3 separate regions of the Homo sapiens genome follow, and regions 1 and 3 are each linked to region 2. Evidence: chromatin loops called from intact Hi-C (ENCODE). Cell type or tissue: IMR-90. All regions are shown on one strand. Links, peaks and the distances in the headings refer to the core of each region. The heading gives the core; the rest is flanking DNA.

The links. Peaks named below come from ENCODE experiments on the same cell type or tissue, not always from the same donor. Only the 100,000 strongest peaks of a DNase experiment are listed, where the experiment ranks them.
Region 1: it touches region 2 in a loop (3-fold over the local background); 38 of 110 quality-filtered maps call a loop at or near these places.
Region 3: it touches region 2 in a loop (6-fold over the local background); 17 of 110 quality-filtered maps call a loop at or near these places.

What each region holds. Positions count from the first base shown.
Region 1 is chr2:37,530,947-37,541,496 of GRCh38, reverse strand. No RefSeq gene overlaps it. Among named protein-coding and RNA genes, the nearest start is that of LINC03063, 26 kb to the left of the region's middle. RefSeq lists an enhancer at 5,047-5,286. In IMR-90, for the core only: a CTCF peak has its summit at 5,088 (motif pointing right); no DNase peak of the experiment used is centred there; H3K4me3 peaks cover 499 bases; H3K27ac peaks cover 189 bases.
Region 2 is chr2:37,410,211-37,420,760 of GRCh38, reverse strand. No RefSeq gene overlaps it. Among named protein-coding and RNA genes, the nearest start is that of QPCT, 71 kb to the right of the region's middle. RefSeq lists an enhancer at 2,444-4,034. In IMR-90, for the core only: CTCF peaks have their summits at 5,095 (motif pointing left) and 6,150; a DNase peak (open chromatin) is centred at 6,130.
Region 3 is chr2:37,805,064-37,815,613 of GRCh38, reverse strand. No RefSeq gene overlaps it. Among named protein-coding and RNA genes, the nearest start is that of PIRAT1, 66 kb to the left of the region's middle. In IMR-90, for the core only: a CTCF peak has its summit at 5,972 (motif pointing right); a DNase peak (open chromatin) is centred at 5,973; H3K27ac peaks cover 723 bases.

The DNA.
Region 1 (10,550 bases), core at 2,565-7,564, 120 kb before region 2:
ATGTAGAGATGCTATAATTTATTCAACTATTGCCTAATTTCTTAGTCGTTTGTAATTTTTTTATGATTGCCAATATTCTGCAAAAAATGCAAAACATTTGCTTGCTTTGTATTATTTTCTCAGGATAATTTCTGGAAATCAAATTACAGGGCCAACGGATACTGACATTTTAAAGCTCCTGACAAATATTACCAAACTGCTTTCCTCTGCTTTCTCTCTCATCGGTATCATTAGTCTTCAAAATGATTAAATCTTTGATAATTTGGAAGGTAAAATTATACCTCATTTTAATTCTTATCACTTAATGAGGCTGAACATTTTTCCATGTTTATTTGCCATTTGATTTTTCTCTTTTGCAAATTGTGTGTTTATGCCTTCTGTCTAGTTAGTTTTAGCAATTTTTCTTATGAATTTAAATGACCTCTATTTGGTAAAGAAATTAAGCACTTATTTGTCACACATATTGCCAATTATTTTTACCAGTTTTTCCTCTTAATTGCATAAGCTGTTTATGTTTTATATTTCTACATAATGAAAACATTTTTCTTTTCCTATGTTATCTCTTCTATGACTTTTTAATTTAAAAGCTGTCCTAATCCTCAGATTTAAAATATTCTAGTCTAGATTTGTTACAGTTTTTAAAGTAATAATGAATTCACATAGGCTGTATTTTGAGACATGGTATGAAATGCAGATCTGAATCTTTTTTTTCTACTTTCTTGTATTTTTAGCAATGTAGTAGGTGTATGCAAGTAGCATTTACAAATAAGTCCTCTTCGCCTTTATGATTTGTGATGTTTCCTTAAGAATATATTCAGCTCTTTTGCATAACAGACAAAAGGGAGCTAGCTATTCTTTCCTGTCCATCTTTCAATTTACTTTATACTGGCCTTATACTGTTTTAATTATTAGAGAATTTTAATAAAATAAATAGGGCTATAAACTCTCCATTTTCAAAAAGTTTGTTTATTGTCTCTAGTTGGTTATTCCAATTAACCTTTGAAATAACTTTTCAGGTTCAAAAAATCCAAATGGAATATTAATCATACTCTGCTTCATAAGAATTAGTATTGAAATACCAATAGTATATATTGGAAGAAAAATAATTCTCAGTGTTCTTCCTGAAACCATCAAATTACCTTGGTTTTGAGGCTTTGTCCAATAAAAACTTTTGACTATGAACTAGTTTCCAGAATGCCTTGATGTTAGTAAAATGATGCTCTAAAAAGTAGACCTAAGTGAGCGTACTTCCTGAAAAAAAAGTATTGCCTATTAAAAATAAATACATATACATTCTAGCTAATCAAAATATTGTAAGGCTTTTTACCAAATAAGAAAAACAGCAAATATTGTTTTTTCTTAACTGAAAAGATAAAAAGCTGAGAATCGGCTGGGCATGGTGGGTCACACCTGTAACCCCAGCACTTTGGGAGTCTGAGGCAGGCAGATCACGAGGTCAAGAGATCGAGACCATCCTGGCCAACATGGTGAAACCTCGTCTCTACTAAAAATACAAAAATTAGCTGGATGTGGTGGCAAGCACCTGTAATCCCAGCTACTCAGGAGGCTGAGGCAAGAGAATCACTTGAACCCAGGAGGTGGAGGTTGCAGCGAGCCGAGATCATGCCACTGCACTCCAGCCTGGCGACAGAGTGAGACTCCATAATAAGCTGAGAATCAGAACTTTAATCAGTGTTGATCCCACCAACCTTCCAAATTGTAAGTATGGCCTAAAGTAGTTAGCTATTCTGTGTTATTCTCTGGAGTAAAAGAACAAAAAGATTGAAAAAGATATTTAAAGTTCAACTCATGATTTACAATCCATCCTATCATTGAAACTCCTCGACAACATCCCTGTCAAGTGGTATTTAGATAATGCTTAATATAATAATAGAAAGCTCACTACCTCCTGAGATTGTTCATTTTAGAAAGCTCTGATTTTTAGAAATTCTTACATAGAACAAAATTAATGTCCTGTAACTTCCCAGGTGTATTAGTCTGTTCTCGCACTGCTAATGAAGACATATCCGACACTGGGTAATTTATAAAGGAAAGAGGTTTAATTGACTCACAGTTCCACATGACTGGGGAGGTCTCACAATCATGGCAGAAGGCAAGTGAGGAGCAAAGTCATGTCTTACACGGTGGCCAGCAAGAGAGCGTGTGCAGGGGAGCTGCCCTTTTATAAAACCATCAGTTATTGGGACAGTTATTCCCTATCAGGAGAACAGCATGGGGAAAACCCACCCCCATGATCCAATTACCTCCCACCGAGTCCCTCCCATGACATCTGGGAATTATGGGAGCTATAATTAAAGATAAGATTTGGGTGGGGACACAGCCAAACCGTAACACCAGGAAACAAATTCTAATCCTTATGCTACCTAAAAATGCATCATACATTTGAATCTTTCATTCTCCAGGCTAAGCATATTCAATACTTTACTAAATGTGTCATCCATGATGAAGCTTCTAATCTTATCATTAGTTTATCTAGCAACCCTAACTAGTTTCTCTAATTTTATTGGGTTGGGGGATTAGACCTTTTTAATATCGCCTTTAAAACACGGCACCAGAACTGACAACAACAACCCAGTTGAATTGGAGAATCCCATTCACATAACCCAAGGACAATATGCTCTGAAATAAAACAGTTGAAAGTATGTTTAGCTGGACTTTTTGTTGTGTTGTGCTAAAACTGGAGACTGGAACTCATAACTGAAAACAAGAGTCCCCCATTCTAGAGTTACCAAATATAAGCGTCCAATACCAAGCCTCCCTCACCCCTTCTTCTCAAGGACTTCAGAGAGGCAAAGAGACACCAAAGAGGCTTTGGGGAATACAACCAAGTGGGCTGAGGAAGACTTAAAAGCTCAAGCAAAAGCTGAATCCCCCTCTCAAGAAATTGTGATTGTGGGGGCCCCAGCCATGATCTCCACGGAAAACCAGCTTTGGAACAAGTTCCACTTATAAAAAGCAAAACCACCAGAGAAAAGATGGTATCCACACTATCCAGGGGAAAAGAAAAACAACATTTTCCCTTTTATTGTAGTCTTCCCTCTTCACATAAGAGCTGAGCTATTGTAGCCTAGAAGAGGAAGGCAGAGGAGGTGGCCCTGACAGAGATTGGGCCAATGCTGGAATGCCACGAGGAGGGAGTGAGCAGAGCATGGCCCCATACCCAGGCCAGCCCTAGGAACCATGGGCAAAGCCTGCACTGGGAGGAGGCAGCGAGGGGAGACTTTCACAGGACTGAGATTGGAGCTTTTACAAAATATAACTGGAAAGTTACAGAATTTGCCTAAGATATCATCAAATGATGGGAAAAGAAATTCAGTGGAGTATGGATGAAGTCAGTGCCAGAACAAAATCATTTTGTATTTATATTCCATTGAGGGGCGATTTCTCAATCAACCAGTTATAAAGCCACATCTTGTTTTGCTTTGATATTTCAAGGAGAATATAGGAAAATACTAAGGCTGATGAGGACCAATTCCAAGTGGCTCCATGATAATTCATTTTCCCCTGTACAATTCTTGAAATTAACTAGATATCTATTGTGTTCCAAGATACTCTTAAACGAGGCCCCGAACACCTACAGTTTGAAACAGCATCTGTACAGCTCCTAGCACCAACTCAGCATAGTTGTTTTACTGCCAAAAATACTCCGCTTAAAGAACGTGAAGCAGAGTGGAGAAAACTCTTTATACTTCAGGACAACTTTGGGTTCTCCTAATAGCAATTGTTTGATATCAAAAGTTCTGATTTTTCAACTAATCTAAATACTAAATATTCCATGCTCCACCAGTGCTATCTTTTATATATCATACCATTCTACATTTTGAGTCCTTTGTCTCAATTGTTTTCTCTGCCTTCAGAGTCTGCCTTCGCATTCTGTATGGAGCTCTCTGAGTCTTCTTTCAAGACTATATCAAATGGTATCATCAGCCCCAATCTCTCGTCTGGCTAGTTGTTTCCACAGGCCTTTCCCAATACCTCTGTTAGCACTTAACCCACCACTGCATATCACTCTATCTGGTTCTCTTTTTTTTTTTTCTTTTTGGTGATTTTTATAAAGACAGGGTCTCACTCTGTCGCTCAGGCTGGAGTGCAGTAGTGCAATCGTAGCTCACTGCAGCCTCGACCTCCCAAACTCAGCCAATCCTCCCACCTCAGCCTCCCAAGTAGCTGGGACTACAGGCAGATGCCCCTTTCTATATTTTGACTGTGAGCTCTACTGGTTAGGGCTTTTTTATTACAAGTCACAGAAATTCAATTCAAAACAGCTTAAGCGAAAAAAAATTATAAACAAATAAATGGAGGAAGTTGTTATTGATTCACATACCTGGGAAGGATGGGGGCAAATGTGGCCTAGGGAACACCAGAATTCATGGACTCAAGCCATCTTCTCAGGTCTCCTACTCCATCTGTCTCTCATCTTGTTTTTCTCTGCTCAGCTTCATTGTCTGCTATGCAAACAGGCTTTCAAAGGATGCAATCACCTGCAGATTGAAAAGCCCATCCTTGCAGTTCAAGATGCAAGAAAAGGAGAATATTTTTCTCTTTCCTAGTGTTCTTTCTAAAATCCCACAGAAGGACTCGGCTTGGCCTGCTTAAATCACATCCCCATCCCTGGACCATTCACTGCAGACAGGAAGTTAGGACTAAAATAATTGGCCTAAGTCCAAATCAGAAAGTTTTCAACGCATCATTTTGTACTTCCAGGAATCTTTTTTCTATTTTCTTCCTAAGGATATTTTAACCAGGCTATTGAGGAAAGTTGTACATAAAAATCTAAAAATGCAAAATAAAATCCACTAGTCAAACTATTCATGGTAACACTTGCTACTGTCTAAACATGGACAAAATTTACATCTAAGATTTCTGGTTCTGGCAATACAGCATAGTAGGGATCCTGACATACAAGGGTGCTAGATAATATATATTTTCTATAAAATAATTTTTTAAAGTTTATTCCAAATTGTTACACAAATCTGTAAGAATGAAAGGAAAATTCACTAAGATCAGGAACAACAGACCAGATAGACAATTGAGAATTGAAACTATGGGCAGTCTGGGTAGGTGTATGAATCCAGAGGAATTAGGTCTTTGGCCTGTAGAGGGCGCTGAAAAAAAAAAACAGCCTTCAAACAGGGCAGGAAGAGGCGCCATAAGTAAGATTACTATATACAAAAAGTGAGACCCAGGAAGAAATATGCCTTCAGAGAAAGGTGGAACAAGGTGGAAGACCCCTTCATGCACAAGCAGACAATAAGGAATATTGCCTAGGACCTGGAGGTGAGGGGAGTTTTGTTTTGTTTTGTTTTTGAGACGGAGTCTCGCTCTGTCGCCTGTGCCGGAGTGCAGTGGTGCAATCTCGGCTCACTGCAAGCTCCGCCTCCCGGATTCACGCCATTCTCCTGCCTCAGCCTCCGGAGTAGATGCGACTACAGGCACCTGCCACTGCGCCCGGCTAATTTTTTGTATTTTTAGTAGAGACGGGGTTTCACAACGTTAGCAAGGATAGTCTCGATCTCCTGACCTCGTGATCCGCCCGCCTCGGCTTCCCAAAGTGCTGGGATTACAGACGTGAGCCACCGCGCCCGGCCGGTTTTGTTTTTTTTTTTTTTTGTCCCCAGTGAATACATGGACACAAGCCAGCCTTCATATACATGTTAGATCTATACTATTTGCAATAATTCTGAAAATTAAAAATAGAGACGTACAATTTAAGATGGACCATGCTTTAATGCCTAATTTAAAATGGACTCAGATTTAATGCCCATAGGTACCTTGCAGAAGCAACAAAAATCCTTCCTAGAAGAATGTATGCCCAAATCCAGCCTCAAAAATTTCCCACTGATAGAATTACAGCCAATATGAGCTTACAATAAAAAATCACAAAACAGAAATAGAAGTAAGACACCATGAGTAAGAGTCAGAGAAAAATAAAACAGGATGAGATATGCAAATTCATTACCTAGTAGAATTATAATACAACATATAAATATGGTTTTAATATTTTAAAAAATAAGAGGGAATTAAAAATATAATGAGAAAAAGCTTCAATACATATCCATACACAGAAGGAATTTCCTGCTTTCTATCATATTTATTACTTCCTTAAAAATGTAATAAATTTGGCTAAACATTATCTTGCTTTATAATAAATTAACGTGAAACAGAATATTGATTTATCTTTTTCTTATAAGATAGAAACTATAGTGACCTACAGCAGTTTAATCTTGACATGATATTTGTCATCTACATGATAAATATATAATTTATTGTTTGGTATACTTTATAAAATATGAAATACAATAAATTTATCACTGTATTGTAATAAAAATGAAATATAACTTTTTATAACATAAAGTAAGTCCAAATTGGTTAATTTATTTAACAAAGGGAACTACCTTTGGCAATTAGGGCAAATGGAAGATGTGTTTCATAAATTGAATAAACTAAATGTTTTCATTCTATATTTCTAAAACATGTGAGAAGTCAAAAGCATTTGAAAAAATACTATATTGGTAAAATTGTATTGAAATGAACAATATTTCTATTTTCCAACACTTTCTAAACATATTGGATTAAAAGGAATGCCTTTAAGAGTACCAGATAAAATTAATAGTCATTTCATACTAGATGAAGACTTCAAGGATAAGCATGATTTTTTAATATTTTCCCAGAAACCAAAAAATGAATAATTCTACTGACTGCATAACACATCCCTTTGATAGACAGGGTTGTTTTAAATTTTTTGCTTTCAACAAAATTAAACCTGAGTTATCGGCTACTAGATCATTAAAAACAATTTTTAATTTTATAGCTACATGGGGATGTATCCTTATGCAATTTTGGTTATATAAGCCAGAAGCAGTCAAAAGATTTGGATGATATTACAATAAGAAAACTTATATTAACACCTACCTGTTTATAAGAACAAGATTTCTTAGCACAGACATTCATAAAAATGAAAAATAGGTACAAAATTAATGCTAAACTCTGGCAGTAAGTCATTTTCATCCAATGAAGTCACAAGCTAAAAAGAGTAAAAGCACTACTCATCTCATTTACATATGCAATTCCAATAAAACTTTGCTTTTTCTTTAGTAGTTATTTATCAGTATTTATGTTCATAGTATTTTGATCAATTGTATACTAATAATACTTGTTATAACTGAATTCAGACCAAAATTTTAACATGGAGAGCTTTCAACTACAGAAAATAAAAGTAATCCTATGATTTCAATTTATATACATATTTTTCTGGCAGAGAACTATGATAGGGTTATGGGGAAAAGGTTTTCAGTAAAAAATAGTTTTTAATAAGATAATATTTTCTGGGTGAAGTGGAAAACTAAGTTAAAGAGAAAAAAGATACAATTACCAAAAGTTAAAAAGGCTTATTCATGTGTTTTTAACTGGAGATAATGAATATCAAATAATTGTGTTACTTAGATTCCACTGAAGACATTTAAAAGAGAAGTGTAATCATTTGCTTTCAAATGTCAGTATTTGTTATATATCAGAAATATATTCTTTAATATGTTTTCAACTTATAGTACAATTTTTCTGATGTTAACTTTAAAATGTGTAAGGGAGGGTGCGTAGATTTTCAAAATTCTTTTGGTTTCGGAGTAAAAATGTAGGAGACTATGGCTTAAGGATTCAAGGCTAGTGCTTCTAAACCACTCCCTGATGAAGGACACTTCTCTTTTTTTCATTTGTTTTTGTTTTTTTAGGGACCACTTCTTAAATTTTCTCAACTTTTGTAGAGTAATAAGTGGTCCATATGCCCATGACTACTTCATAGTCACACCACGTGTCTCATTGTGCAAGTTCCACAACACACGAATTTGTCTAGACCTTGCTCAACAAAACAAATATTTTGTGTTGGCATTAAAATATGTCCACAATTTTTTTGACACTCCTCTCTTCAAAAGGTGGAGACAAACTTCCTTCCCCTTGAGTGGCGACTGCACTTAGTTCCTTGCTTCTAACAAATGGAATATGACAGAAGCCACTGTGCATGACTTCTGAGGCTAGTGAGGCAGGAGAATGGCATGAACCCGGGAGGCGGAGTTTGCAGTGAGCTGAGATTGCGCCACTGCACTCCAGCCTGGGCGACAGAGCGAGACTCCGTCTCAGGAAAAAAAAAAAAAAAAAGCACTCTAGCCTCTTTCTTGTTCTCTCTCTCTCTCTCTCTCTCTCTCTCTCTCTCTCTCTCTCTCTCTCTCTGTCTCACATTACTCACTCTGGAAAAGTCAGCCATCATATTGTGAGAATACTCATGCACCTTAATGGAAGGGTCTATGTAGAAAAGCACTGAGGTCTCCCACCATCTGGCATCTGAATGAGTCACCTTGAAAGTGAACATCCCCTCTGCCCCAGCCCCTCACCTCAACCTACCCTTCAGATGGCTGCAGTCCCAGCCAGCGACTTGACTGAAATCTCAGAAGAGATCCTTAGCCAGAAACAACCAACTAAGCAGATCCTGAATTCCTGAACTACAGAGATTGTGTGAAATCATAAGTTCATTGTTGTTTAAAGCCACTACGTTTTGGGATAAATTCTTTTGCGTCAACAGATCCCTAATATAGCTATTAGCCATGTGCTTGGATGTTCTGACAATGCTCAATCACTACAAAAATTTCTAAACTCTTCATTTCTGTTTCAGTACTTGCCTTTTCAAATACCTGTAACAAACAGTTCCTAGTTTGGCCCAGACTCATGGATCATGCTTGGGACAGCAGTGCCCTTAACATCTTGCTGCCTCAAACACAGTTGGCTATTGCTTCCAAGGTACATCTTCCACTCATACTCCCCAAACAAATGGATTGATTTTCACCTTCTTTCTAAACAGTTGCCCTTGAGTTTGGCAGTAATCCCTGGTCTAGGCAGTTGTGGCCAGGGTTACAAAGTCACGTGGCATGAAGCGTGGAAAGGCTGTATGGAAATCTAAGTGCCATCCAAGGAGGATAGAGCACATGGCAGCCACTTCGATTTTCATGGACTCTCTAATATATTCTTCAAAGGCCCCATGGGTCTTACTTCTTCCGTGAAGTCCCCTAAATCATTTTAATCTGAGTCCAGTCGTGGTTGGGCTTCGTGACCCCTTCCCCCCACACACCTCCAGCCACTGCCCTGCACTTCTGCTAAAGCTGAGCTGCTCTCCACCATACTAGTCACCAATACCAAACTGTAGACTGCCCAGTCTATTGTCCTGGACTGTGATCAGCTCTCTCTTTCCCATTACACTGTAAGCTCCCCACGGGTCTTTATCTCTATATTCCCAGTGCTTAAGTATAGTACCTGGCTGGAATTTACTATAGCATATGTTTGCTTGTTAAAATACAAATGCATTGTTATAAATTGATTCTCTGGATTAAAAAATAATGCATTTTTTAAAGGAAAACTCTGAGAAAATGCTTTTGCCACATGAATTATCATAATACATATACACACATACACTAAACAAGCACCAATGTATATACTTGACACATCTGGATTTTGAAAGCAAAGCACACTAGCTGGAAGCTGTATGGTGTCAGAGTTAGAATAAGTACTTTGGGGGCAGACCTGCCTAAATAAATGTAACCCTGTTACTTAATAGCTCTGTGATTCTATGCAAGATAATTAACATCTCTCTGCCTCAATGCCTTCATTATAAATGGAGATAGTAACAGAACCTAGCTCTAAGGATTAAATCAGTTAATGCATGCATCCGGTGAATGTTAGCCATTATTAGGGGTTCTTCGATCACTTGCATGTAATGAATGTCATTGCCTTCTTGCCTCTGTTTGTGTGTGTCAATTGCAGAGACTACAATTCCTACATCTTTCCATTTTCCTATTGTGCTAATCCAGTCGTCAACTCAAACTGGGATCCGTGGACTATTTGTCTCAGAATCATCTATGGGCATTGTTTAACAAGCTAATTTTTTTTTTTTTTTTTTTTTTTTTGGAGACAGAGTCTCACTCTGTTGCCCAGGCTGGAGTGCAGTGGCACAATCTCAGCTCACTGCAACCTCTGCTTCCCAGGTCAAGCAATTCTGCTGTCTCAGCCTCCCCGGTAGCTGGGACTACAGGTGCACACCACCATGCCCGGCTAATTGTTGTATTTTTTTTTTTTTTTAAGTAGGGACAGGGTTTCACCATAATGTTCAGACTGGTCTCGAACTCCTGACCTCAGGTGATCCACCCACCTCGGCCTCCCAAAGTGCTGGGATTACAGACATGAGCCACCATGCCCAGCCAACATGCTCATTCTTTAACCCTACTCTAGGCCTGAAACAAAATGTCTGCATTTTGAAGCTCAGAAAGCTGCACTACAAATAAACACAGCCTGCCTTAGTTCGTTCAGGTTGCTGTAACAAAATACTTTAGGCAATTGAAAAACAATAGAAATTTATTGCTCACAGGTCTGAAGGCTGGCGAGTCCAAAATCAAGTTATCAGCAAATGTAATGTCTAGTGAAGCCCATTTCTCATAGATGGCAACTTATATGTGTCCTCACATGACAGAAGGGGCAAGCAGGCCTCCTCA
Region 2 (10,550 bases), core at 3,560-8,559:
TTACAAGAAAAAAACAAACAACCCCATCAAAAAGTGGGCGAAGGATATAAACAGACACTTCTCAAAAGAAGACATTTATGCAGCCAAAAGACACATGAAAAAATGCTCATCATCACTGGCCATCAGAGAAATGCAAATCAAAACCACAATGAGATACCATCTCACACCAGTTAGAATGGCGATCATTAAAAAGTCAGGAAACAACAGGTGCCGGAGAGGATGTGGAGAAATAGGAACACTTTTACACTGTTGGTGGGACTGTAAACTAGTTCAACCATTGTGGAAGTCAGTGTGGCGATTCCTAAGGGATCTAGAACTAGAAATAGCATTTCACCCAGCCATCCCATTACTGGGTATATACCCAAAGGATTATAAATCATGCTGCTATAAAGACACATGCACACGTATGTTTATTGCAGCATGATTCACAATAGCAAAGACTTGGAACCAACCCAAATGTCCAACAACGATAGACTGGATTAAGAAAATGTAGCACATATACACCATGGAATACTATGCAGCCATAAAAAACGATGAGTTCATGTCCTTTGTAGGGACATGGATGAAACTGGAAACCATCATTCTCAGCAAACTATCTCAAGGACAAAAAACCAAACACTGCATGTTCTCACTCATAGGTGGGAATTGAACAATGAGAACACATGGACACAGGAAGGGGAACATCATACTCTGGGGACTGTTGTGGGGTGGGGGAAGGGGGGAGGGATAGCATTTGGAGATATACCTAATGTTAAATGACGACTTAATGGGTGCAGCACACCAATATGGCACATGTATACATATGTAACAAACCTGCATATTGTGCACATGTACCCTAAAACTTAAAGAATAATAAAATAAAATAAAAATAAAAATAAAAAAATTGGTGCTTGCTCTAGTGGTTGTTATGAAGAGTAAATAAAATAGTGCCCGTAAACAGTTTATTTGACACAATGCCTGATAGAGTAACTGCTTATTATGAGTGATGGTTATTAGTGTCATTATTGCTATTAACTGGACCTTCCCACGCCTACCCCTCAGTCTTCTCCCTGGGTTTAGCTCCCATCTCATTACGGAGTGTTACGGTCCTTCCCCATGCCATGTTCAAGTTTTCATCTCTAAGTACACTGACATTGTGGCACTCCCACCTTCCTTGATCCAGAGGAAATTCTGACATGTTGCAATTTTTCCCCTTACTTTAAGGGTAGGTCCTACTCTCTCTTCAATGCATTCTGAAATTTCTCTCTTTTTCTTTCTAGCTTTAATTCAACTAGAGGGTTAGCTTTAGGACTAGAGCTCTTTGCTCAGCCTTCCCACAACATTCTCTCACCTATTTTTTTTAATTTTTTTAAATTAATAAACTTTATTGCAGGGAGGCAGTTTTAGGCTTACAGAAAACTTGAGCAGAAAGTACAGAGTTTCCATATATCTCCTGAATCTGGCTTCCCAGTTTCTCCAATCCTTAACTTCTTAGATTAGTGTAGTCCATCTCTTATAACTGATGAGCCAATACTGATGTATTATTATTAACTAAAGCCCATAGTTTACATTAGGGCTCGGTGTTTGTGTTGTTCTCTCTTGACTCATCTTTTTCTTGTCCATTCTTTCCATGGATCTCTCTACTTCCTGTACTAACCCCGCTTTTATTGGATCGTCCTGCCTTGCTGCATCATTTGCCCGGAGCTATATCCGAGTCATTAGCGCCTTTGCATTATTCCTCCCTAGCTTCAAAGTAAAATCTATGTTTTCAAACCAATCTCCACATTTTTAAAATTTATTATTTTAGAGACATAGTCTCACTCTGTCACCCAGGTTGAAATGCAGTGACACAATCCTACCTCACTGCAACCTCGACCTCTGAGCTCAAGCAATTCTCCCACTTCAGCCTCCTAAGTAGCTGGGACTACAGGGGCATGCCACCACGCCTGGCTAATGTTTGTATTTATTAATTTTTTTATTTTTTATTTATTTATTTAATTTATTTATTTATTTTGTAGAGATGGGTTATTACTACATTGCCCAGGCTGGTCTCAAACTTCTGGACTCAGGAGATCTTCCCACCTCAGCTTCCAAAAGTGCTGGGATTACAGGCATGATTGACCATGGCCAGCCTCCACATTTTTAAATAGTTAAGTCCCCATATGTACATTTAACACAAGTCTTCCTGGCTGGACCAATACTGTCTTCCCTCTTAGAGTGAGTCTTCCCTCTGAAAAACCCCCTGGGATTCCATCCTGGGGGGATTCCCCTGGGATTCGTCCAGCCTACATGTGTTTTTGCACATGTCTAGCAGAGGGAAGAATCCACGGGGAGAGCAAAATCCACTGCTTTTCTCAACCATTCCCAAAAGGTGCTCTCTCTCACCACTCATTCACTATCACTCCTGTCCTGGTCGGACCAAAGGAACAGAAAATACAATGCATATCAAGAGCCTGTGACCCCCACCTTCCTTCCTTCCCAGACCCTCCTTAAGTAGCTTAACAAATTAGTTAATGAGAGAACATCTGCAAAACCCACTAGGTTTGGAATGAAAGGCCCATCAAGGCAAGATGTTAGTGGTGGTCCTGTCTTCAGAAGGTGACTTTCCCATTCTTCTCAATGTCCCTGTCACCCATGCTATTGACACCCCAGGAGTCTATCCTCAGGCTCAGAGACGTCCTCCTAGCAATGACCCATTCCCTTGGCAACACCTTGACTCAGGTTTGTCACCAACTCCAACAAAAGTAGAAACTCAGTACCTGCCAGAGTCATAATGTTAAGAAGCTGATATTTGGGTAACGCTTATTGTTTTATTAAAGACTTTCATATCCGATTTACTGACTGTGAGTTTCAGGCCAATGGCACATTTAGGCCACATCAATATGAATCAATTTGACTGGATTCAGAATAGTATATGTACAGATAATTCAATCAGATAACTGCATTTTTTTTATTAACATGACACTAGTGATGAATTCTTTCTACTCTTCAATCAGATGCTTTGACACATATAGTCATAGATTAAATTACCATTCTGTTTTTCTGCTTTATAAGAGCTGGGTTAGGGAAAAAAAAAAAAACTGTCTTGGCACAATTTTTTAAATGGTATTTTCAAATCACAGAGGGGATTTACCATTTCCTCACAAGCTAAAATGCCTTTAGGATGTGTGTTTAACTGCATTCTCACCCCATCGTGTGCTGCACAGGACTTACAAGCCCCAGTGGAGAATCTGGGGCCAGTTTTATCATTAAATAAACTCTGGAATGCCCCAGGCAGGGTCGTTAACTTGTCTCCACTACAGACTATATGTCCAAATAGCCACCTCCCTTCTGTGGGTTCCCACAGGGCGCTGGGTGTGCTCCATAGCCCGACCCCCTGACATAAGGGGACAATTGGGCCATTATATTTGGACCAAGATCAAGCAGCCAGCTCAGTTCAGCTCTGTACACAGGGATGAAAAAAAAGAGCACCAAATATAGACCACTGGACAATTTATTTGTCTTAAGAGTGTTTAAGACACACAAGCAAACCCCGGCAGGCTATCAATGGTCAGCTTTGTGCAATAACCACGCAAACCTAAAGAGTATTCTATGTGGATACCATTTAAAAACTGTATGGTGGGTCACACCACATAGGTGGCCTTGGCAAGGGTCTCACTCTTTGCATCCGTAACAACCCTGGAGACTAAGAACCCACCCCAACACCCTTATCCACATTGTGTTTTTAAAGATTTGTATCATTGTCTTGCTCAAAATATCAGTTTGAAATCCCCATTTTTTCCCAAAAATAAAATATTAGAATGAATGAGACTCTCAAAACTTCCAAAAACTCTTCTTATCCAAATCTCTAATTTTTAGAAGAGGAAACTAGCATCAGCAAAGTTTATACTCACCAGTTAAGCCAGCTTTATTAGAATTCTATTAGGTTGGTACAAAATTAATTGCAGTCTTTGCCATTACTTTTAATCAACTATCAACTATCAACTCACTGTCCAATATTTTTTTAGCCTAGGTTACAATAAGAAATCAGCAAAACTGTTGACTGCCACTGAAGCACATACCTGTGTGCTCACAAGCCCGTCAGAAAACAGAAAAAGAAAAAGAAAAAAAAAAAACAAAGGAAGAAAGAAGGAAGGGAGAGAGGGAAAGACTTAAAGCCTGGTTTTCTCATTCATCATTTATAGCAGTGGTCCCCAACCTTTTCGGCCCCAGGGACTGGTTTTATAGAAGACAATTTTTCCACAAAGGGAGGGTGGGTATGGTTTTGGGATGAAACTGTTCCATCTCAGATCATCAGGCATTGGATTCTCATACAGAGCACACAATCTAGGTCCCTCGCATGCGCAGTTCACGATAAGGTTCCCCCTCCTGTGAGAATCTAATGCCGCCACTGATTTGACAGGAAGTGGAGCTCAGGTGGTAATCCTCACTCACCTGCCACTCACCTCCTGCTGTGTGGCCCAGTTCCTAACAGGCCACAGATCAGTATCAGTTCATGGTCCAAGGATTGGAGGCCCCTGATTTATAGTATGTCATTTGGATAGCAATGCTGCGAAGAGTTCCCCTCCACCTCCCAGAACCACCCTCTCCACTCTATCAAATCACATTCTATTACATTCATTCATCCATAATTTCCAAGGATTTCAACTAGCTGGTCTGGTGCCTCACTCTCTTCTGGAGAGGTAACTGTGCCATCCTTCCATGTCGTTCAGCACTGTGTATTGCACAAAGGGACTCCTGGGGACAGTGTCTTAACCCACAGCAGGAGAAGGCCTCCACTGCCATGCCAAGCTTTGAAGTCCTGGATCATTGCAAGGGTGAAGTCTCCAAGAAAAGGAAGCTGCTGATGGTCAGAAGAATAGAGTGGGGTGTGAATAAGTATAAAGGTTGCATGAGTGACAACTGTGAGCCTCTCTTGAAGACCAGTGTCTAAGCGATAGAAATCTGGACTAGAGGGGAAAAAAAAAAAAGCAAACCCATACATCCATACAAGCACAGGAAAAGATTGTAAGATCATTCAGCTTTGTGTTCCAACACTGTCATGGAGCTAAGCAAAGATGGAAGAAAGGACCTCAAAGCACCTCTCCCCTCCAGGAAGGGATGGCTGCCACCCGGTGTTGACAGAGCTGACTAGGGAGTTCCAAAGCCAGGAAGACTCAAAGAGGGTTGCAGAGTGTTTTTGTTCAAGCTGCTCCATCCACTTCAGCTTATTCTACCCAGCGTCCAGAGATAGGCCATATCCAATCAGCCCATGATCTAAGCCAGGTTTAAGGTGGCCGCAGCCCACAAGGGCCCAGTGGTAGCAGAATCCGCCACGCAGCAACCTTCCACTGTTTCCTCTGTGCTGAGATCCCCTTATCCCCTTGACTCAGCCCCACCAATGAGCCCCCACCTTTCCTCTTTCTTTCTTGTAGCCTCTAGCAGACACTGCGCCTGCAAGATAAAGAAGGGAAACGCTCTTGACCAGGAGAAGGGACACCTAGTCTAAGCTTCTTCCCTAATCAGCTGAGAACCAGAACAAATTCCTTAACTACTCTGACCTCTATCAAATGGCTCCTCATCTGTCAAGTTGGGATAAAAACCAGGAAGCAGAATACTTAACTGGTTAAGTGAGCAGCTCTGGGGCCAGAGAAACTTGAGTCTAAATGGCAGCTCAGCTGCTTCCTAGGTGGGTAAACTTGGATAAGTTTCTCGACCTCCCTATGCTTCAATTTCCTCTTCTTGCAAAATGAGGGTAACAAAACTGTTGTGTCCATGAATTGAGACAGTGTACAGGAGGGTTAAATGTGATAAGAGAACCTAAAGGCATTAGCATGGTACCTGGTGCGAAGTGAAATCACAATAAATGTTAACCATTTGCACTGCCATCATCACTGTCCTCTACCAAAGTGACAAAACAGTGTTGACATCTCCCTGAAAGGAATCAGGCGCTACGCATATTATTATCCTTAACACATGGCATCTGGTTTGTCAGTTCCTTCAGCCTGTTTCACTAGATGTGACTACGGGCAAGTGTAGATTTTTTTCACTTTGGAGAATTAATAGGATCTGAGAAACTGACATTTTCGCCCTCAATTCTCAATGAATTTAGAACAAAAGAAACCTGCAAAGCTCAGATAAACGTGAAAGAAAAATCACCAAGCACTGCTCTAACTTCTTTGAATCTTGTGCATCTCCTAGTGGTGATCTTTCAGAATAACTCTGAAAGCCCATTCAGAGTTACTGACCCAGTAAGGAAGAAACTGTGGAGAAGTTATTCAGACTTCTACGGTAGTCCGGGCCCAACGCACCAAGACATTTCACTATTAAAGGGACAGAGAGTAAGTCTCACTTCTCTCCAAAGAAGTCTCAGGGAAATTGAGGGCCAGGGAACTTTTTTTTTTTTTTTTTTTTTGGCAGAGTCACTTTATTGCCCAGGCTGGAGTGCAATGGCACGATCTCAGCTCACTGCAGCCTCCACCTCCTGGGTTAGAGCAATTCTCATGCCTCAGCTTCCCAAGTAGCTGGGACTACAGGCGTGTACCACCATGCCTGGCTATTTTTTGTATTTTTAGTAAAGATGGGGTTTTGCCATGTTGGCCAAGCTTTTCTCAAATTCCTGGCCTCAAGTGATCCACCTACCTTGGCCTCCCAAAGTGCTGGGATTATACATGTGAGCCACCACACCTGGCCAAGAGCCAGCAAACTCTTACCTCCAGCCTTCTGAGTACAAGAGCCACAAGACATGTTTTGCGTGCCCCCCCCCAAAAAAAATTGCAAGAAAACATCATTAACTAGCAAATCTCTAGTTTTGCTAGTTTTCCCTTTTGCTGTCTCCTGCCCTAATCCACCCCATCTCCAGCCCCAAGACAAAGCAGCAGCCGACAGGGCTGTATCTACCCCACACCGCCCCAAACCCGGGGACTCCTTGGCCTTTTAAGTGTGTCCCACAAGGTACCAAAGCCTGCAGAATAAAATGAGGGCCACGCGAAGGACCTGGACTGTGGAATCAGCCAGACCCTGCCACTCCCTGACTGTGACCTTGGGAAAGTCGTTTCATATTTCTAAGCCTCGGGATTCTCCTCCAAAATGGAGATGCTATCCACTTTGTAGGGCAGTTGTAAAGAATGCACAACAATAGTCACAGAAGTGCCTAACTGTGTGTCAGGCACATAACAGGCCCTCAGCCTATATGTTCCATCCCCAGACCTCTTCCCAGGCTTGCTCAGAGCCCTGTGAGACATTAACTCTGAAAGAGCTAAGAGACTAGCCTACAACATGGGGCCCCCTGCAAGTGGTATTTCCTAAGAGGGCACTGTCTCTAAACAAAGATCCATATAGTGCCTTCCGGTCTCTATCCCATCCACACTGCATAAAGATGTCCTTGGCAGTGTTAGCAATTTTGTTTGATAGCAACGATAGCTAAGTGATTATATAAATTACCATAAACTCACAAGATAGACTATTATGCAGCCATTGAAATGTTTATAAAGAACTTGCTATAACATGGAAAGTGTTTATGCTATAACAGAGTTCAAAAAGCAGAGGAAAAACCTGCACATACACTATAATGACAACTTTGTTAACTATGCGAAGACAGGATCCTGGCAAGAAATATAAGACGCTATTAACTGTAGAATTCTCTAGGTGGTAATACTTGGATAAAATTTTTTCTATGTATTTTAAATTTTCAAAAATTTCTCTAATTGCCATATATTAATTTCATAGTCAAAAATAAGAAAATAAAATGTGTTGGGGTTTTCAATTCCTTGCTGAATTACCAGGACCAATGATTTGAAGCAAGAGGGATTGGGCAGATCTAGTAAACCATAATGGCTATGTGTTTGTTTGTTTGTTTGTTTGTTTAATTTTATTTTATTTTAGATTCGGGGGTACCTGTGCCTGTTTATTACATGGGTATATTGCATCTGGTAGAGATTGGGCTTCTAATGTACCCATTACCCAAATAGCAAACATTGTACCCAATAGGTAGTTTTTCAACCCTTTTAATGGCTATTTGAGTGGAAAAAATTTATACCAACAACTTATTGGAGAATACGACGTGCCCGGAAAGCACAAGTATTCAAAAGTGATCCACTGGTAACTGTGCAAGGAATAAAACTTATGTTATTTCTCTACAATAATTTAATTTCTAATTCAAATTACTTCCTAATTATGCCAGATGGTAGAAACTAGATCTTTGTCAATTCACGGTCCCTTCACACCTTTTCTTTCAAATGTCATCTAAACTACAGGAAGCTTACGTAGTGACAAAGCAGTGTTTGAAGGTAGAGGAGGGGTGCAGAGGCAGGGACAGGGGCGGCATCTGCTCTTAGCTGGCCTCACACAGCCCAGCTGGTGTCCCTGAGATACCCCATTCACGTCCAACAGGAGTCATTGATCCACACAGACAGTGTCACAGCTGGTCCTCCAACCACAAGGTCAACTGTGCTTTGCAGCTCGCTCGCTCTCAGATGGAACCAGAAAACCACAAGCTCTGTACCCAGTGGAACACAAGCCTAAAACTCTTTTTTTTTTCTCCACTTACTGCCTTTATCCATGTTTTATCCCTTGATGACACCTTAGGCACATTCTTCAGCTTTTCCATCTCTTTGAGATATTAAAAAGTTTAATCTAGTTTAGTATAAAACGTCAACCTTTATGTCCAATTCAAGATCTTTCCTTTGACCCAGCTCAGGCCTAATCCCTGACCCAAAGGACCTATCCTACAAGGGATCCCAAGGGCAGGAGTATCATCCACTCCCTTTGCCTCCCTGCATCCCTGCTTTGCCTCTCCACGGTGCGGAAGGAGGAGAGGTGGAGGTTTGTTTTGCTCAGCTCTCCCAGCTGCTTTGGCTGGCTGTGCTTTCCTGGAAGCAAGTATCTCCAAGCTGCCTCCCTTGGCAGGGCACAGGCTCCTACATGTGAGACATCCCCTTGCACAACCTCTCCTGATCTCCCTGGGCTCCTGCCCCAGACCCTGTCCCCCCTTTTTACTCCTGGGGCCCTCTGGCCTGCATCAGACCCTCCTGAGTGGGTTATCCATAAGAAGGCACAAGCTCAAGCTCAGTGCCCACTTGGCCTGCAGGAAATTCAAGAATCATTGATCCAACATAGAGTAGGAATCCACGCTGCCCTACTATAGCTCATCTCGCTTCACTTCCAGTCTCTTCAATTCATTACCCTCCAGTTCAAACAGGAGCCAAGTGAGGAACACTAATTTGCTATATAAGGGAAATCCAACTGGGTAATAAGGTATCAGCCCTACTTTCTCATTGGCATCCCACCTCTAGAGTGGCTCTCCTACAGTCGTGTGGCTTGGGGTCAGGACAGGAGATTATAGGAGAAGAGAAGAGCCATGGTACTCTCCCTATGACTACAACGGACTCTCCAATAAACTATCCTGCTTCACAAACTTCTCTTTGAATATCTAGTCTACTCTTTATAATGGCTGGATAGATGATGGCAAGACCTCAGAACAAGGTTACCATCTCACAGAAGTTCAATAATATCCTTTCATGATAAGGTTGTTTAACCCAGGTCATTCCATTGTGGGGTTTTTGTTTTTGTTTTTGTTTTGATACAGAGTGTCACTGTCGCCCAGGCTGGAGTGCCCTGGTGCGATCTCGGCTCACTGCAACCTCCGCCTTCTGGGTTCAGGTGATTCTCCTGCCTCAGCCTCCCAAGTAGATGGGATTACAGGCACCTGCCACCAGGCCCAGCTAATTTTTGTATTTTTAGTAGAGATGGAGTTTCACCATGTTGGCCAGAGTAGTCTAGAACTCCTGATCTCAAGCGATCCGCCCGCCTCGGCCTCCTGAAGTGCTGGGATTACAGGTGTGAACCACTGCTCCCAGCCTCCATTGGGTTTTTAAGATGCCTATAAGATACAAGTGCTTTATTAAAAGTTCTAACACCTCTGTCTGGCACTTATACATTTGTCCCACTCATTACTCTTTTATAGGCATAATTTTAAAATAAATCATATTCACTCACAAGCACAAGAATCTTCAATGAAGTTATACTGGTAAAAAAATGTTTTTAAAACCAATAGGTCTTTATTCCCATTGGAAATTAGGTCAGTTGGCCACTAAACAATTGAAGAAAAAAGGAGAAAATCAAAGATGGCTTTGGCCTCTCCTAAGTCACTTGCCTATGGCAATGGCATGTGTGTGTGTGTGCCCAGGCACCATAGTCCCCATGAGGAGAAAACAGCTATATCCTTGCCTGCCAGATGGCCAGGATGGATTCCAAACTAAGAAAGCATCCATGAATTAGGGCGCTCATCCCAGCTACCTTGACTCAGAGCCTAGGGGACAATTCTAGAAAGGTCAGACCTGAAATAAAATAATTTCCCAGTAAGAACACTTAGCTCCCTTCTGATGTTAACCCAGCACCAATGGGCCAAATCCCAAACTCTCCTGCCCATAGCAGGGCCTGAAGCCTTCCTGTTTGACAATGAACATCAAATCTACATTAAAAATAAAATAAAATAAATGCCTTCCCTTAACCTTGCCCTCCCATCAGGCTACTAAAACAATTCCTTTTACCACCAAGGTTTTCAAAAATGTGTCTCTAGCTGACTCCTCTTC
Region 3 (10,550 bases), core at 3,741-8,740, 390 kb before region 2:
TGGCTAACATGGTGAAACCCCATTTCCACTAAAAATACAAAAAATTAGCCGGGCATAGTGGCGGGCGCCTGTAGTCCCAGCTACTCGGGAGGCTGAGGCAGGAGAATGGCGTGAACCTGGGAGGCGGAGCTTGCAGTGAGCCGAGATTGCGCCACTGCACTCCAGCCTGGGCGAAAGAGCCAGACTCCGTCTCAAAAAAAAAAAAAAAAAAAGAGTGTTGGGTGCCTGATCCTCAGAGCATGCTGAAACACCCTCTCTGGGTTTTGCTGACACAAATGCAAAGGCTACCAATGCTAGGCCTTTGAAAGGGAGTGGAAGGCACTGGCCCCCAAATGGTAAAGTTGGTGAGACTTATCTTTCAGAAAAATTCCCCCTTGTTGATGTTTTATCCTTTGATCCAACATTATTATTCTTCCTTTTTTCCTCTCTAGAAATAAACTATTTACTCACTATTTACCTCCTTTACCTAAGGCATGCTTGTGTTTTTTTAAGTTAATATTTAATTGGAAAAGGAATCACTTGGGGTGCAGTGGGAATTTTGTCATATCAAGGTGGTCTTCCTGGACTCTCTCAAACCCTCCAAAGAAGCAATCACCTAATTCACATATGAGCAATGACAGGATGGCCAGGGGAGATTATGAAATTTTCAACATTTATGAAGGAGAGTGGATATTCCTTGAAATGAATGTTTGTTGAACACAGCAGAGATGAACTAAGACTGTGGGGGAAGCTTGATCGCAGTACCCAACCAAACCTAGAGCCCAGGGTTGCAGAAATCCACGAGGAAGAGTCCTCATGCCATGGGGTGAGCTGTCTATACCTGGGCAATGGCATTTTAGAATCAAGGGGCTGATTGATACTAAACTGAAACAATTCTTCAGTCTGGACAAGGTGAGAAAGCAGGCCAAAATGTGCTTTCAGAATTACAGGCATTATCGGAAATATATTTCAAGAAGGTTTTTCTCCTATAACACTGATATTATAACATGTTTTTTTGGGAAGTGTCACTTTGGTTGGAAGGGGTTCCTAAACCAATTTCTGAATCTCTTTCCGTACTGGCTCTAGTTCTGATGCACACAGAGCCTCCCTCAGCTTTTGGGCAGAGTCCATTTGAGACACATCATAGGATCGGGGTCTCCATGTCTTTAGCTCCTGTTCTCACTAAAGTAGGTGACAGTGAAGCCGAGTGTGAAAACAGCAACATAACTCCTATTTATCAAGCACAGACTGCATGCCAGGCACACTGCTAAGTATCTTGTATATATTATCTTTTTTGCAGGTTTATTGACATGTTATTGATGTACAATAGATTACATATGTTCAACACGTACAATTTGATGATTTTACATATGTACATACCAATGAAACCATCACCACAATCAAAAATGCACATATCAGTCACCCCAAAGGTTTTCTGACGACCCTTTTTGATCCTTCCCTTTCACCTCTCCCTGACCCATACCCTCAACCTCAGACAACCACTCACATGCTTTCTGTCACTATGGGCTGTATTTTCTAAATTTTTATATGATTGGAATCATGCAGTATGGCCCCTTTTTCATCTGACTTCTTCACTCAGCATTATTTTGAGATTTATTCATGCTATTACATATAATAAAAATAGTTCATTCCTTTATATTGGTAAGTATTTCATTGTATGGTTTTCCCACGGTTTGTTTTTCCAATCACCAACTGACAAACATTTGAATCATTTCCAGATTTAGAGCACATTAATTAAGCAGGTTTTAAAACTGAGGTAATTTGTCTCCTTTAATCCCTAGAATGAAGTTCCAGAAAACACACTTTCTGAAAATAGCCATGAGTCCAGAAGTCAAATTGAACCTTCTTCAAAAGACCAACCTCTTTCTATTAGCAGTCCAGGGATCCAGATGCTTGCAAATGTCCAGTGCAGGCCGATCTCAGACACTCCTCACAACAGAGGGGTACTGATGGCTGAGTAGACGGTGCCTGGGGAAGGCTGAGCCCAAGGCACAGAAGCAGGCAGAGTCCAGTTCCCTGTTTCTCCAGCATCCTTAGGTACAAGCGCACCATCTTGCCCCAGTGCTGGAATTCTTCAGAACCAGAGTTGCATCCAGGTCTCTTCTCATTAAAGCACTTCTAATTCCATCACTCAGCCCCAGCACAGGATGGCGGGACTAGAGGAGGTTCCGAAGTAAGTCATCTAGTAGGCATGGGCAATAGAGGGATGATGCCAGTGGGAGGTAGGGGGAATGGGAGGCAAAGCTCCACACTGGAACTGCTGCCAAAGAGCATGGCGGCAGAGGCCTCTTCTCTGGCAGTGATCCCAGGTGCTGGTGGCGCAGGATGCTTTCACAGCAGTATTCAGGGCACCATGACGCTCCATAGGTTCAGCTTAGTGGACATAACACCCTCCATGGCCTGACCTACAATGATTGGCTCATGGCTTTTAGTTTTCACACAGTCACACCTCAGGGTGAGCCAGCTCTGCAATAGGATGCACTGCTTTGTCTGCAGCCTCACAGACCTGAAATGCACTCTCATGTCCTGTGCCTCAGTGCTGGCTGGGCCTTGGTCCTATTACATCTTGAACTCAAGGTAATACATCAGTGGCCGGGATTCACACTCAGAACCACCTTGAAAGTCTGTGCTGTTACCACCATGTCGCAGAGGTAGAAGTAGATGTCTGTATAAACAACCTTTGGGTAGCAGGTGGTCAGTTAGGCAGGAAAAATAGTTCTGCTACATTATATATATCAGGAGTATATTGACAGGAACATGTGTGTTGGGAATATATATGTCAGGAACAGCATGAAGAAAGAAAGGCTTTGACAGTTCTGAGCAAGCTACATCACACATCTTGCTAAAGTTTTTGCTATATGGAATTGGTCATTCTAGAGATGTCAGTTACCTAGCACAAGAATTGCAAAGAACAAGGTTGGCAATGGAAACCCTTCCTAAGGCAGAGAACTATGTGTTTAAGAACAGGGGCTCAGCAGCAGATGCCTAAGCTACACAGGCTAGGGCAAGCCACTGCCCTCTTGCGTCTGTTTTCTCATCTACAAAATATGAAAAATAACTGAATTTTCTTCAACACTTGTGAAGATGCAATGTGATGACAAATGTTGAGAGTTTAACACTGTGCCTATTTTGTGGTAAGAGCTCTGCTCTTACTCTGATAGGGGTATTCTCCTGCCTTCACACTTCAGACAGAAAAGCCACCCTCAGCAGCTTTCCGAGGACTGCAGAGGGTCAAAATGACCCCCTCTGTGGATTCGTAGAGTTTTCCAAAGAGGAGGGCAACCAGAAGTCAGCTCTGCTCAGAACTGCTCCAGTGAGATATTGGCATGTGGATGAAGGCTTATTTGCTTAAATCTACAGGGACAGATATGAAGGATTAATCTGAGCTCCTGGAAATTCTCTTTATAAGAATATTTATACTATACCCAGAACAAGGTTTTTCTTTGCCCATGTGAATAGAGATTGCTCTATTAACATTGAGAAATCCACAAGGCAAATTTAATATAAAGTGAGGATCTCTTTGTGCTTGTTTTCCGAGAGTGAAATATTCCTCAATTGCAGGCTTAACTCCCTGGGATATTCACAGTAAACATCCACACACCCTGCCCCACATGCACTTACACACATACCACCTAGATTACCTAGATTTGCTAGAAGACTTCTGAAATATTCTCCAGAGAAAGAACCTAGATTTGAGTCCTTAGGACAGGGGTTCTCCTTTCACCGATAACAGGTGAAAATTTTAATACTCCTTTCTTACCCTCTCCCTTGTGCTACCCTGTTTGGTGAAAATGTAAATTCGTACAATTTCCATGGAAAACAGTACGGATATTTCTCAAAGAACCATTCAATCTAGCAGTCCCAGTACTGGGTATCTACCCATATGAAAAGAAATCATTATATCCAAAAAATACCTGCACTTGCATGTTTACCACAGCACTATTCACAATAACAAAGATATGGAATCAACCTAAGTGTCCATCAATGGATGATTGGATGTAGAAAATGTGGGATATACAGATATGTGTGTGTGTATATATATATATATATATATGTATATATATATATATATATATGCACTATGGAATACTACTCAGCCATAAAAAAGAATGAAATCATGTCTTTTGCAGCAACATGGATGGAACTGGAGGCCATTATCCTAAGTGAAACAATTAAGACACAGAAAGACAAATACCACATGTTCTCATTTATAAGTGGGATCCAAATAATGTGTACACATGGACATAGAGAGTAGAAAAACAGATACTGGAGATTTGGAAGGGTGGGAGTGTGAGAGGGAGGTGAAGGATGAAAAATTACTTAATGGATACAATATACACTATTCAGATGTTGGTTACTCCAGAAGTCCAGACTTCACCACCATGCAACATATCCACATAACAAAATGGCACTTGTATCTCTGAAGTCTAATATATATATATATATATATATACATTTTTTCTTTTTGAGATGGAGTCTCGCTCTGTCGCCCAAGCTGGAGTGCAGTGGCGAGATCTCGGCTCACTGCAAGCTCCGGCCTCCCGGGTTCACACCATTCTCCTGCCTCAGCCTCCCACGTAGCTGGGACTACAGGTGCCCGCCACCACGCCCGGATAATTTTTTGTATTTTTTAGTAGAGACGGGGTTTCACTGTGTTAGCCAGGATGGTCTCGATCTTCTGACCTCGTGATCCGCCCATCTCGGCCTCCCAAGGTGCTGGGATTACAGGTGTGAGTCACTGCGCCCGGCAGATAGATATATATATATATATATATATATATATATATATATATTTTTTTTTTTTGAATGACCTACCAAGTCACTCAGACCTCAGCAAAAGATAGAAATTGCTGCCCTTAGTGATACAATCAGATCTCATTCACATTAATGTTGCTGGTCTTTCTTCATATTTTTGGGCAAGGGAGAGAGGGCCTCACTGTTATGTTTCTGACAACTAATCACTTTCTGTGCCCTCTGCCAGCTTGGGTACAATCAGCTTCCTCTGGCAGCCCATCTGGAAGTGAGTTCAATCGTCTGTATGTGGATGAGTGTATGTATATGTACTCTATTTCCTTTTATTAACATAGGGACCATTTCTCACCTTGTTTTCTAGCTTTGCAGCCAAACTGAGTACAGGGCTCTTATTGATTTTTGTGGCCTGGAGTTGGGTTTCTTTCAATGAAAATGAAACTTACTCAGATCAGTCCCATGGAGCATGGAGCAAGCAGAGAAATGAGCCATAAATTCAGGTGTACCCAAGTACGGGCTGCAGTTGGATTTTGTTCTTTCTTTGAGTGCAGGCCAAATGTTGCAGTTGGGCTTACACTGGCTGTACAGGGCAGATTTGTGGAGCTTTTACTATGAAACATACTTTCCATTATTCACCCTACTCACATGAGTTCTGCTAGAAAAAAGAATTCTCACTGTGGATTTGAGTTTACTAGTTCTGAGGCCAGTACATTTGAAGTGGAGAGGCATGAAAAGGGGGAGGTTTTCTACTCTATCCCCATGTGTTTATCATTGCTGAGCACTTACGTGTTAGGGAAGGAAGAAATGTTCTTATACTGGATTAAACTTTGCAAATAGCATTATTGTTCTGTAGACCAATAGGGTTTTATTTTTTAAAGTCAATGAAATTGACAACTTTTGGAAAGGATTTGAACTGTATTTCTGCTATTTCTGTTAGACAAACACAGCTGAATGACTTCTTAACTCTCTTGTTGGAGTGTTGGACTTGGTACCTTTATTAAAGGCCACTGGATTGAATTGTTATATTCCAGGGATGGGGTTTGACCTAATGGAATATCCATATCTATGCAGGGTGAGTGGATTTCTTATCTAGAATGAAACAACCAGCCAGCCAACTCCTGAAGTTGAGAACATGACTCTGGCTCTTCTCTTAACTTCCAAAGGGATTAAATTCCATAAAACCTTTTAACCTCAGAGTTTCACATGTTGAAAAGAGCAGAGCCTGCAGGGGTCGCTCATTCCAAGTATCTTTCTTTTAGTTATTTTTTTGATGATATGAAAAGACTGCTGACTGATTGTTTGCTGTTTTTAAACAAAACTTCTGTGAAGAGAGTCAAGGTAGAATTTCCTCTTTGTATTTTGTTTGCTTCCTTTCTTTCCACTTCTCTTTGCTCATCTTGCCAAAACTAACGTTTCTCTATGGCTTTGGTATGCTTTATCCTGTAGCAGGACTTTTGATCTCTAAAGATTTAAAGTTTGGAATAAGCATTGGTGGCCTTGAGTTTGCAAAAATCTTTCTTAATCTCCTTAATGTCTTGCTTTTTTGAACATGCCATTGCCCAGTAATGTGGCTTCCCTTATGTAAGTCCAATTAATCAGTTCAACACAGTATTGGAAAAATATCTGGTAAATTTGGAACGGTATAGCTAGGCTGAAATAAGCTTTTAAGAAGTCATGAATTCACTGTAAGTGACTCTCAGAACTTTGCCTATAGAACTGGCTTAGGAATCCAGATGGGGCCCTGAATCAAGGAGAGAGTATCTCTCATTCTTAATTCTAGTTGCTATTGATTTAGCAACTCTTAAGGAAGCATGGTAATCTTTCCTTTTCCCCAATTTGTTGTTCATTCTCCTTCAGAGGAAAGGTCGTTCTCATTTGTTGGTTATTGTGGAGCAACTTAAGCACAAAACCAGAAATATCAATGCTCATAGCTAATCTCCACGTGGCCAGCACCTGTGTTCTGTTTCGACACCTGGGCTCATCTGTGCAACCACCTGCAAATCCTGACCACTGATCATGAAGTGAGTTAAGTGTGTTGATAAACCAAGCAGATTCACTTCACTCCTGGAAACCTACTGTATTAGTCCGTTTTCATGCTGCTGATAGAGACATACCTGAGATTGGGCAATTTACAAAAGAGGTTTAATTGGACTTACAGTTCCACGTGGCTGGGGAGGCCTCACAATCATGGCAGAAGGCAAAGAAGAGCAAGTCACATCTTACATAGATGCCAGCAGGCAAAAAGAGAGAGAGCTTGTGCAGGGAAACTCTCCCTTATATAATCATCAGATCTCGTGAGACTTATTCACTATCAGGAGAATAGCACAGGAAAGACCTGCCCTCTGTGATTCAATTGCCTCCCACCGGGTCCCTCCCACAACACCTGGGAATTCAAGATGAGATTTGGGTGGGGACACAGCCAACCCATATCACCTACCATCAAGGAAAACTACGCTGTTTGAAAGTCTTTGACAGGTTATTTTGAATTTATATTAAGGATTATATTTTTCTTAAGTATCTTGTGAAAAGTTTTTAAAAGTACAGTTGTAGGAAAACAGGGCCTACTTGATAACATATAAGGGTTAGGTCACTTTTTAAAAGACATAAAGCAGTTTACTTTTGCTGAAGTAGCAAGGTCTATAGTTCCTGAAATCCTAGAATTCCCTTATTCTGATAAGACTGGGTATTTAATGGTCAAGGTTCTGAGTTGCCAACAAAAGAATCCATTCTGATTAGTTTAATCAGGAAGGGGGTTTATTCAAGAATATTAGGTAGATCACAGAAAATCAAGGAGGGGCAGACAGTAGGCTCTGAGCCATTCAGGAACAATCGTGGACACACAACAGGAGCTTCTTGAGCAAATTTTCCTTTGCCACTATTGCTTTGTATCAATGAGGAAACCAGGATGGATACCAGCAGCTTCTCCCTATTCTGATCTTGAAGATCTAGAGGCCTCCATCATCATATCAATTTCTCTCCATGCAGCCAATTCCTTGGGTTGCTAATTTCCAAAATCTAAGACTATCATGGGTAGATCTGATTGGTGGAATCTAGGTTACCCTAGCTACAAAAGAGTTTCGGTGTGGAAGATTTCTAGCTTCTACCTTGGGAAGGTGCAACTTATCATATGGGATATTACTAAAAGGTAGAGAAGATATCATTAAAATTAAAACCATTTATGCTTCAAAGAATACCATCAAGAAAATGAAAAGACAACTCACAGAATGGAGAAAAGCTTTGAAAATCATATATATGATAAGAGACTTGCATTTCTTGCCTATAAAGGAATCTTACAACTCAATAACGAAAAGAAAAATAACTGAATTAAAAATAAGCAAAAGATCAGAATATACATTTCTCCAAAAAAGATATACAAATGGTCAATAACACATGAAAGATGCTTAACATCATTAGCCATTAGGGAAATGCAAATCAAAACTGCACTGAGATACCATTATGAATCCACTAGGATGGCTATAATAAAAAAGACAGATAACAGCAAGTGTTGGTGAAGATGTGGAAAAAGTGGAACTCTCATGAATTGCTGGAAATGTAATATGGTGCAGCCACTTTGGACAACAATCTGGCAGTTCTGCAAAAGGTGAAGCATAGAGTTACCCAGCAATTGCACTCCTAGATATATAGTCAAGAGAATTGAAAATGTAAGTCCACACAAAATCTTTTACATCAATATTCATAGCAACATTCTGCAAAATAGCTAAAAAATGTAAACAATCCAAATGTCCCTCAGCTAACTAATGGATCAACAAAATGTGTATATCTATACAACGGAAGATTATTTGGTCATAAAAGGAATGAAGTACTGATGTATGCTACAATATAGGTGAACCTGGAAAACATTATGGTAGGTAAAAGAAGCCCATCACAATGGATCAGATATTGTATGATTTCATTTCTTTGAAATGTATTCTTTTTCTAGGGCTGCCACAACAAAGTACCATAGACTTGATGGCTTAAACAACAGACACGGATTTTCTCACAGTTCTGGAGGCTAGAAATCTGAGATCAAGACACCAGCAGGGTTGGTTTCATTCTGAAGCTGCTCTTCGTGGCTTGGGGATCCCATCTTCTCCCTGTGTCTTCACATGGTCTTCTCTCTGTGCCTGTGCCATAATCTCTTCTTTTAAGGAACCAATTGTATTGGATTAGAGCCCACTTTGGTGACCTCATTATTACTTAATTACCTCTTTCAAGACCCTGTCTTCAAATACAAATAGAACCACAACATATGAATATCAGGGGGACACAATTCAGCCTTTAACAGTCTATAATAGGAAAACATATAGAGACAGAAGATTAATGAACAGATGGTTGTCGTATTAGTCCATTTTCACGCTGCTGACAAAGACATACCTGAGACTGGGCCATTTACAAAAGAAAGAAGTTTAATTGGACTCAGTTCCACGTAGCTGGGGAGGCCTCACAATCATGATGGAAGGCAAGGAGGAGCAAGTCACATCTTATGTGGATGACAGCAGGCAAAAAGAGAGAGCTTGTGCAGAGAAACTCCCATTTTTAAAACCATCAGTTCTCATGAGACTTATTCACTATCATGAGAACAGCATGGGAAACACCTGCCCCCATGATTCAGTCACCTCCCACCGGGTCCCTCCCACAGCATGTTGGAAGTCAAGATGAGATTTGGGTGGGGACACAGCCAAACCACATCAGTTGCCTAGGGCTGGACAGTGGTGGGAGGTTTGGGAGATGATGGTTAATGGGTCCAAGATTTCCTTTTGGGGGCAAAAACTGGAAGCATTCCCTTTGAAAACTGGCACAAGACAGGGATGCCCTCTCTCACCGCTCCTATTCAACATAGTGTTGGAAGTTCTGGCCAGGGAAATTAGGCAGGAGAAGGAAATAAAGGGTATTCAATTAGGAAAAGAGGAAGTCAAATTGTCCCTGTTTGCAGATGACATGATTGTATATTTAGAAAACCCCATCGTCTCAGCACAAAATCTCCTTAAGCTGATAAGCAACTTCAGCAAAATCTCAGGATACAAAATCAATGTACAAAAATCACAAGCATTCTTATACACCAATAACAGACAAACAGAGAGCCAAATCATGAGGGAACTCCCATTCACAATTGCTTCAAAGAGAATAAAATACCCGGGAATCCAACTTACAAGGGATGTGAAGGACCTCTTCGAGGAGAACTACAAACCACTGCTCAATGAAATAAAAGAGGACACAAACAAATGGAAGAACATTCCATGCTCATGGGTAGGAAGAATCAATATCGTGAAAATGGCCATACTGCCCAAGGTAATTTATAGATTCAATGCCATCCCCATCAAGCTACCAATGACTTTCTTCACAGAATTGGAAGAAACTACTTTAAAGTTCGTATGGAAGCAAAAAAGAGCCTGTGTCACCAAGTCAATCCTAAGCCAAAAGAACAAAGCTGGAGGCACCACGCTGCCTGACTTCAAATTATACTACAAGGCTACAGTAACCAAAACAGCATGGTACTGGTACCAAACCAGAGATATAGATCAATGGAACAGAACAGAGCCCTCAGAAATGATGCCGCATATCTACAACCATCTGATCTTTGACAAACCTGAGAAAAACAAGCAATGGGGAAAAGATTCCCTATTTAATAAATGGTGCTGGGAAAACTGGCTAGCCATATGTAGAAAGCTGAAACTGGATCCCTTCCTTACACCTTATACAAAAATTAATTCAAGATGGATTAAAGACTTACATGTTAGACCTAAAACCATAATAACCCTAGAAGAAAACCTAGGCAATACCATTCAGGACATAGGCATGGG